Regions from separate parts of the Homo sapiens genome. Here region 2 is linked to region 1. Evidence: chromatin contacts called from ENCODE Hi-C or POLR2A ChIA-PET data. All regions are on one chromosome and are shown on one strand. The core of a region is the stretch at or near the end of the contact, and the rest is flanking DNA. Distances in the headings are between cores, read along the strand shown. Region 1 holds the start of CD226 (CD226 molecule). Region 2 holds the start of SOCS6 (suppressor of cytokine signaling 6).

The links. Hi-C counts contacts between places; a loop is a spot of excess contacts on that map. ChIA-PET counts read pairs that join two places held with the same protein, here RNA polymerase II (POLR2A). Pooled maps may share reads with other maps.
Region 2: a pooled map shows a loop between it and region 1 (3-fold over the local background). The contact joins the promoter of SOCS6 here to the promoter of CD226 in region 1. A Hi-C loop is called at or near these places in 1 of 37 single-sample maps with no recorded cell type and 6 of 50 pooled maps. POLR2A ChIA-PET finds 5 or more read pairs at or near these places in 1 of 52 experiments (Caco-2).

What each region holds. Positions count from the first base shown.
Region 1 is chr18:69,946,313-69,950,009 of GRCh38, forward strand. It overlaps CD226 (CD226 molecule), which reads right to left and starts at 1,561. Exons shown (of 6, transcript NM_001303618.2): 1 at 1,049-1,561; 2 at 422-757. The coding sequence starts at 1,094.
Region 2 is chr18:70,287,100-70,290,796 of GRCh38, forward strand. SOCS6 (suppressor of cytokine signaling 6) reads left to right here and starts at 1,946. Exons shown (of 2, transcript NM_004232.4): 1 at 1,946-1,991. RefSeq lists a silencer at 1,782-2,681.

The sequences.
Region 1 (3,697 bases), core at 311-2,810:
TGGTACTGTAGGAAGAACCTTGAACACACAGGGGTTGATGTGGGTGCTGGAGTGTCCAGCAGAAGGGAATGGTGCTATGTCACTGTGATAAAACCCTGAAAGGATCCTGAACCCATGTGTTGCCAACATCAGTTTAATCAAGGCTCAGGTTATCATTAAGACAACAAAAAACCTGTGCTTTCTTCTACTACATTCAAATTTGAAAGGCACTTCTACTCGGACACAACAGCACAGTCAGAAAAATGAAACAGACTCCCAAGATTGCTCCTTCAAAGCAGTAACATCAAAGCATCTAGAAATGGAATTGGAGAATGCCACAGAAATACGAGAAGACATTCTATAGCTTCTACTTGGGCTTTATAGAAATAAATGTTGTAAGTGGATAAAAAGGGATTTAAAAAAAAAAAAAACTTGCCCTTACCTGACTGAACCACCTGTATCACCTTCTGCCAAGTTCCCTGTGGGTAAGTGTAAAGAGAGCAGGAATAGTAGCCAACATCATCTTCAGAGGCATTCCGAAAGAAAAGAGTCATGTTATTGGAAGCCATCGTTGAATTCAAAAAGTAAACCCTCTCAGCATAGGGCTTCCTTATGACCATGCCATGAGTAGGGCTGAAAATGGCTATGGAATCCTGCTGGGTCCCGATCTTGAACCACTCCACCTGTGTTAAGATGCCCATTGATGGATACACACATTCTAGAGACATGTTCTCGGCAAAGGGAACTGATGTATGCCAAAGCACCTCTTCACATAGAGCTGAAATATACAACATCACATTAATTGTTAGCCTTGATGATGGAAACACCAAATCAATATCTTAAGCTTTTGAAGACCTAGTGCATTGAGATCACAGTAAAGGCTGACAGTTTCTGCCTTTGTCTAAAAAGGCGTCCTGCTGATAATTGGAAAATGTAACTTTTAGTTTTTCTGAACAAGTGAGAAATTATCCTAGCCAACTAAAGAGCACTGTAAATTCTGAATATGCCACACTGTACAAACAAAAACAGGAGCAAAACTTTTAAATGAAAATATAAAGATCATCTTTACCTCTGTATACATGAAGAAGAGCCAAAAGTAAAGTAGGATAATCCATCTCTGGAAACTGTTTGAAAGGCTGGTTCTATTAAAAAAAAAAATTGCTTTTTATAATGTGACATGCAGATCCCCAGCACAATGCAGTTTCCTTCCTCTCAGATGTTATCAGTCGTGTCTTCTTTTTCTGAAGTATGAACACAGGAAAAAGGCCTTAGCTTAAAAGACAGGTTTGCTCCTTTATGAGGATGGGCAGATTTGAGTTTCTTCTCTCTCGGGGAACCAGTCGGCTTATTTTCGGGCTTTCATTTTCTACAAGGAGTCATTCATTCAACAAACATGTGCTGCATGCATTCTCTGTGCCTAACTCAGCTGTAGGCAATGAGGATACAATAATACAAAAAAAAAAAAATATTGCCATGATAGAACTTACATTCTATGTGGAGGAGGCAGAAACTAAAATAAAGATGTAAAAATATAAATAATAAGTGAAAGGTGGTGCATGCATGGAGCAGAGAAGTCCTCACTGAGAGCATAAGATGAGGCAGAGGCTGAAGTGGGCGGAGGGAGCCTACGCCCAGCGCTGACAGCCCATCCTGTGGCCTTCCTTTCACCTCTTCCTCCTTGCTGATCTCAGACATTTGCTTTGATGAGGACCAAAAAACAGATCAAAAGCCCATCAGATACAAAAGTATGCTGGCCCAGGGCATATGCAGATCTACCATTATGAGAGATTTAACTTCTGATTTTGAAATAATTATAGAGTCACAGTAAGTCACAAAGAGAGTACAGACAGGTCCCTGTCCCCAGGTTCTGTCAGGGGTCATATCTTACATAATTATAGTACAATATCAAAACAGGATTCATTTTTCAGGTTCATCATTGCTCTCTTCTTTCTCTTATAAAATACAAGTTCCAATTCTTAAGAACTTGTTAGGTACAAGTTCCAATTCTTAAGAACTTGTTAGGAACATATCAGCATGTTAGTATAAAAAGTATACCCCTACAAAAAGAGGAATTGTATAAATGCATTTGACCCTGGTAAGACTGTCAAAATAGAAGATGAGTAAAAATTGGGAAAAGTAGGAGCAGAAACCACTGAAGACAATTTTATCTAATGCCGACCCTGAACTTTGTTTGTGACTCAGTCTCAAAGTGTATCAGCAAGTGTCGACTACTCAGCATGAATATCTAATGTGGGAACTTTCTCAGGGAACATAAAATCAACAATGCAATGATAATCAGAACAAAATTGTAATGTGTACATATAATCAAGCATGGTGTCACCTTGTGTTTATATGGCATTATATTTTCTAAAAGTTTTCACATCTATGATATTATTTGTGCCTCTAGTTGTTTTGTGATGTAGTCAAAAGAGGCATCTGTTATCTCTGTTTTGTAAATAAGTCAACCCAACAATTCCTCCAAATTGTACTGAGTTATGCTGGGTCCTCTGCTTAGTCCCTTGGAAATACAATCATAAAGAGGACACATCTCTGCTCTCAGGTTATGCATAATATAGTGGGTCATATTAATTTTAAAAGCAATTTATTGTAGCAAAACATGATCATCTCTATACAAGTCATTTGCTAAGTTTTATGAAAGCCAGAGAGAACAAATCATTCTAATAGATTGTGGAAAAGGTTTTATAGAAAAAGTGGGGGGAAAACAGAGGCGTGACAATGCGGGTGTTTCAGGAAATGGTGTGACTACAGTCTAGTGGGTGGGGAAGTGACCGAAAATGAGACTGAGTCTGGACTGAAAAGTGACCTGAGTGACACACATAAAGGAACTGAAACGTAGCAATCAGAAACCGCGGCGTCATGCTAACTTCTGTAACTCCAGCACCCAGCACAATTCCTCAGGCAAAGCAGGCTCTCAGTAACGCCTGTGACGTTAACACATTCCTGAGAGGAACATGGAGCCGCCGAGGAGCTGATGGAGAAAGCGGTGCACACAACTTCGCGTTTTGGAAAGATAATCTTGGTCACTGTACAGAACAAACTGGAGTGGCAAGGACATGGAAGACCTCCATCAGAATTGGAAAAATTAATTTCATCTATTATGTCCTATTATGTCCTAATGACAAGATTTTCCCCTGACAGGCACCAGCAAAAATCAAACTACAAATGCCGGGCTAAACCAAGTCCAGAGAATTCCTGAGGTCCTGAGGACAGGGTCCCCCTAAGTACTCCTCCTGCATTCATATCTTCTGTCTCAGGCCTGTGTCCCTTCACACACACACACACACACGGATACATGCACACACTGACACACTCACGTGCTCAAATGCATGAACCCACACATGCTGTCTCCCAAACATGCATGCACTCACACACACATGCAGTCTCACATATGCACCCACACATGCTCTAACACACATTCACACACACAACATGCACCCACATACACATGCACCCACACACACATGCTCACAGTCTCAGACACACAATCACATGCATGTGCACACATACTCTCACATCCACGCACACTCACACTCATGCACTTACACGTTATCACTCACATATGCACACTGTCTCACTCTATCTCAATCACATGCATGTGCACATATACTCTCAAACACACATCCACACACACGCATGCACTTACACATGCTCTCACACTCACATATGCACACATTCACACTTTGTTTCTCACACTCTC
Region 2 (3,697 bases), core at 696-3,195, 340 kb after region 1:
GCTTCTGCACCAGCTCTGCCAGACTCAGAACCCCAGGGTCTTAACCATACATTTAAGTGTCTCCTAAAAGAGTCAACACTTCCCCATCCTGCACAGCCCCATTGCTGCGTGAAAGGCTCACTAACCCCCTGCTGCACAGCTCCTACTGGTTGTCATTTTAGAAAATATAGGGAGACACTGGAACTCCGAGGCAGTAGGATTGAAACGTTTGCTTCTTTTCTTTTTTTTTTTTTTGAGACGGCATCTAGCTCTGTCACCCAGGCTGGAGTGCAGTGGTGCGATCTCGGCTTACTGCAACCTCCGCCTCCCGGGTTCAAACGATTCTCCTGCCTCAGCCTCCTGAGTAGCTGGGATTACAGGCAGCTGCCACCACGCCCAGCTACTTTTTGTATTTTTAGTAGAGATGGGGTTTCACTGTGTTGGCCAGGCAGGTCTCGATCTCCTGATCTTGTGATCCGCCCGCCTCGGCCTCCCAAAGTGCTGGGATTACAGGCATGAGCCACCGTTAATTACTGTTTGTTGTGTTTCCCACTAACTTCTCTGACAATTCTATTTCAACCTACATTCTCCAATCACTGTAATTAGATATTTGAGAATTGTGTTGCATTTCAATCACGGTAACAATAATGGTAGTATTTTATTAATAAATTCAAGTAAAAACTGAAGATGACAATGATAGTGTATGATACATGACATCAACTTTGCATCACCTAAAGATCCAACTTTTCTGTTATGAATCTAGATTTCTTGGGGAAATCCAGATTGTATATTGGACATAGGAATTAAGATTACTGGACTTGAACTTTTTTGTAACTAACAACTTTATTGAGATATAATTCGGGTACCAACTCATACCTGAACAGCTTTTTAGACTTTTTTTCTAGCCCTTTTTTCTCTGTCCTTTCGGTTTTCTTTTAAAAAGGTCCATACTATTCAAGAAACACAACTTTTAAAGTCCACAATAATTCTCATTAGATTTTAATATTTATCTCCCCCCAAGCTTTACTGAAATACTAATGATATTCATTTTTTTAACCACTTTTCATCGTAAGAGAAATACAAATTTTCCTATTGATTCTTATGCACAAAAATCAAGTTTTTGTGGTACTGCTATACATTAGTAGTATGTTCAGCCAGTTTCCAAAGAAATTAGTCAAGATCCCAACATGCAACTTGTATACCACACTACCTTGGAATTCGGCGGCACAAACAACTATTCCTTGTACAAAACCTCCCTGAAAACGACTAAATGGAAAAGTGGATGGCTTGAAACAAGGAATGTTTGGTTTTTTAAAAAGCATTTTTCACAATTTAGTCGAGGTGTGGGGAGGGTTTCCCCACTTGTGGCTCTGCACAGCGTGCGCGCGCGTCTGTCCTGGGGTCCCCTCCCTGCGGGGACGAGGCCGGGGTCCCCGCGCGAGCCCAGCGGACCTGGGCAGTGCGGGGGTCCGACCGCCCGCCACAGGGGGACAGGGACCGCAGCCGCCAAATCCGCGGGGCCGGGGAACGAGGAGACTTTCCTTTCCGCGTTAGCCGGGGCCACCCCCGCCAGAGGGAAAGCACCAAAGGAAAAACCAGGACAGGGACTCTGGGGGCCGGAGGAGCGGCCTCCTGCAGGCACCAGCGGAGGGGCGCGGGGGTGGGGGAAGGGATCAGGGCTCCGCGCTCCGTCCGCCCCACGACCCCGGCCCGGCGCCCCTCCCCTCGGAACCCCCACTTAGTGCCCGGCCCCCGCCCCGCCCCGCGCGGCCCCCGGCCTCAGCCCCGCGCGCCCCGACGCCCCGCCTGCGCCGCGGGCCCGAGTAGTGGACGGGGGGCGGCCCGCTCGGCTCCTCCGCACCCGCTCCCCGCTCGGGCCGAGGCGCCGCGGCCGCGCGCCCCTCCTGGAGGAGGAGGAGGAAGGAGGCGGGAGGAGGAGTTGCCGAGAGGAGAAGGCGAGCGCGGCAGTCGCGCCGGCGCTGGGCGAGGAAGCGGAGCCGGGCCGCCTCCGGGTAAGCGTCCGGGGAGCTCGGGCGGGAGGCAGGGGCAGGGCTTCGCCGTCCGCCTCCGGGTCGCCCGCGGTCCGGGACACGGCTGGTTTTCGCCTCGGAGTGCAGGGGGCGGATCCGGCGCGGGCCGGGCCAGGGAGGCCGCCGGGCGCGGGGCTGCAGCGACGGGTCTGGGTCAGCGCGAGGCCCTGCGCCGTCTCGGCGGGTGCGCGGGCGGGGGCCAGGGCCGGGGAACGGGGGCCGGGGCCAGTCCCGGGAGCGGGGACGCGGAAACCGGGAAGCCGGGGCCGGGGCGCGGCGGCCCCTGAAGGGCCGAGGCCTGCGCGGCCGCGGACGGCTCTTCTCGACCCCTCGGCCTCTTCGGCCGCGGCGCGCCGGCCTGGGCCGCCGCCTTTGTTGCCCGCAGCTCGCCGGGGAGAGGCCGGGGCTCCGCGAGGCCTGGGCAGCGGCGCGGGGCCTGCGCGGCTCTGCGCCCCGGCCGGGTCCCTCCTCGGACCTCCGCGGGCTCGGGCTCGGGCTCGGGGTCGGGGCGCGGCGAGGCCGCAGGCGCGAGGGCGGGCCTGGGGCGCGGCGCTGGGACTCGGGGACGCCCCCGCCCCACCGCGAGGTCGCGCCGGCGCTGGTGGAGGTGCAGGCCGGGGCTGCTCTGCGGCTGAAGGTGCCGCCGGCCGGCTGCGCACTCACCCGGGTGTAGGGACCGGACGATTGTGGAATTTAAACCGCTCCTGGGACCGACACGGGCCTGAATTTTCAGTTTGCTTCGGGAGTTGGCAACTTCAGGTACACCCTTGTGGCTCACGGAGCAGAATTATGGACGTTTCTCAGGGGCAGATCCTGGCACAAAACTTGGGATATGTGCAGTAGTGTGTGTGCCAACTTAACGTTCAGTTGGAATGTGAAATTGGGGTTCCCATCCCCACTGTTTGGAATGAAGGGCCAGGTGGGAATATGTGGCGGGACTCAGTCTTCCGGTAGCAAAATAAATAATGTTGAATTCATTTCAACAAATGTTTCTGCAACGTCTGCCCGGATAAGGCAGCATGCACTGTGCATGAGGACAGAGAACACAGTAATGACAGAAATAACGTGAATTACACACTGAACGTCTCCCAGAGACATTTTAAATTTACTGTGTTCCTTGGGATAAAGATACATTTGGAATCAAACAAAAGTAAACGTTCTACTTCAAGATAAAATATCTGACATCTTCTCAACCACTGAAGGTAGCAATTTATCTTGACTTGTTTTTAACCAACTACCACAACATTAAATCCATTTAGCTTACTTGAATGAACGAATCTTAATTGTAATATTTAATGCTGTGGACAGCCTTACTTAAAAACACGAATGGCATTGCTCACCAGGTTTCACAAAAACCGGAAAAAAAGTCTGTAATACTTTTCCGTGGGCTTTCTAATTTCTCCTCCTAGTGGGTTTTGTGCACGCGTGGATATGGTAAGGTCTAGGATCCATTCAGCTCTAAATTAAATATGTGGCCTTAACCCTTTGGTTCAAACACCCTCCCTAAGCCTGCCTTGGTGCCTTGGAGGAACCTGGTTCGTGGACAGTGGATTTGATAAGGATTCCTAGAAGAACTTCTATCTGGAGTTTGGCCAGGGCTTTCCGCTTGTGCCTGGGTAAGGGTCAGCCAGGTATTCACCCGAATCTATACTTTTTTAGAACTCCATTCAGCATCTCTTTTGAAACAC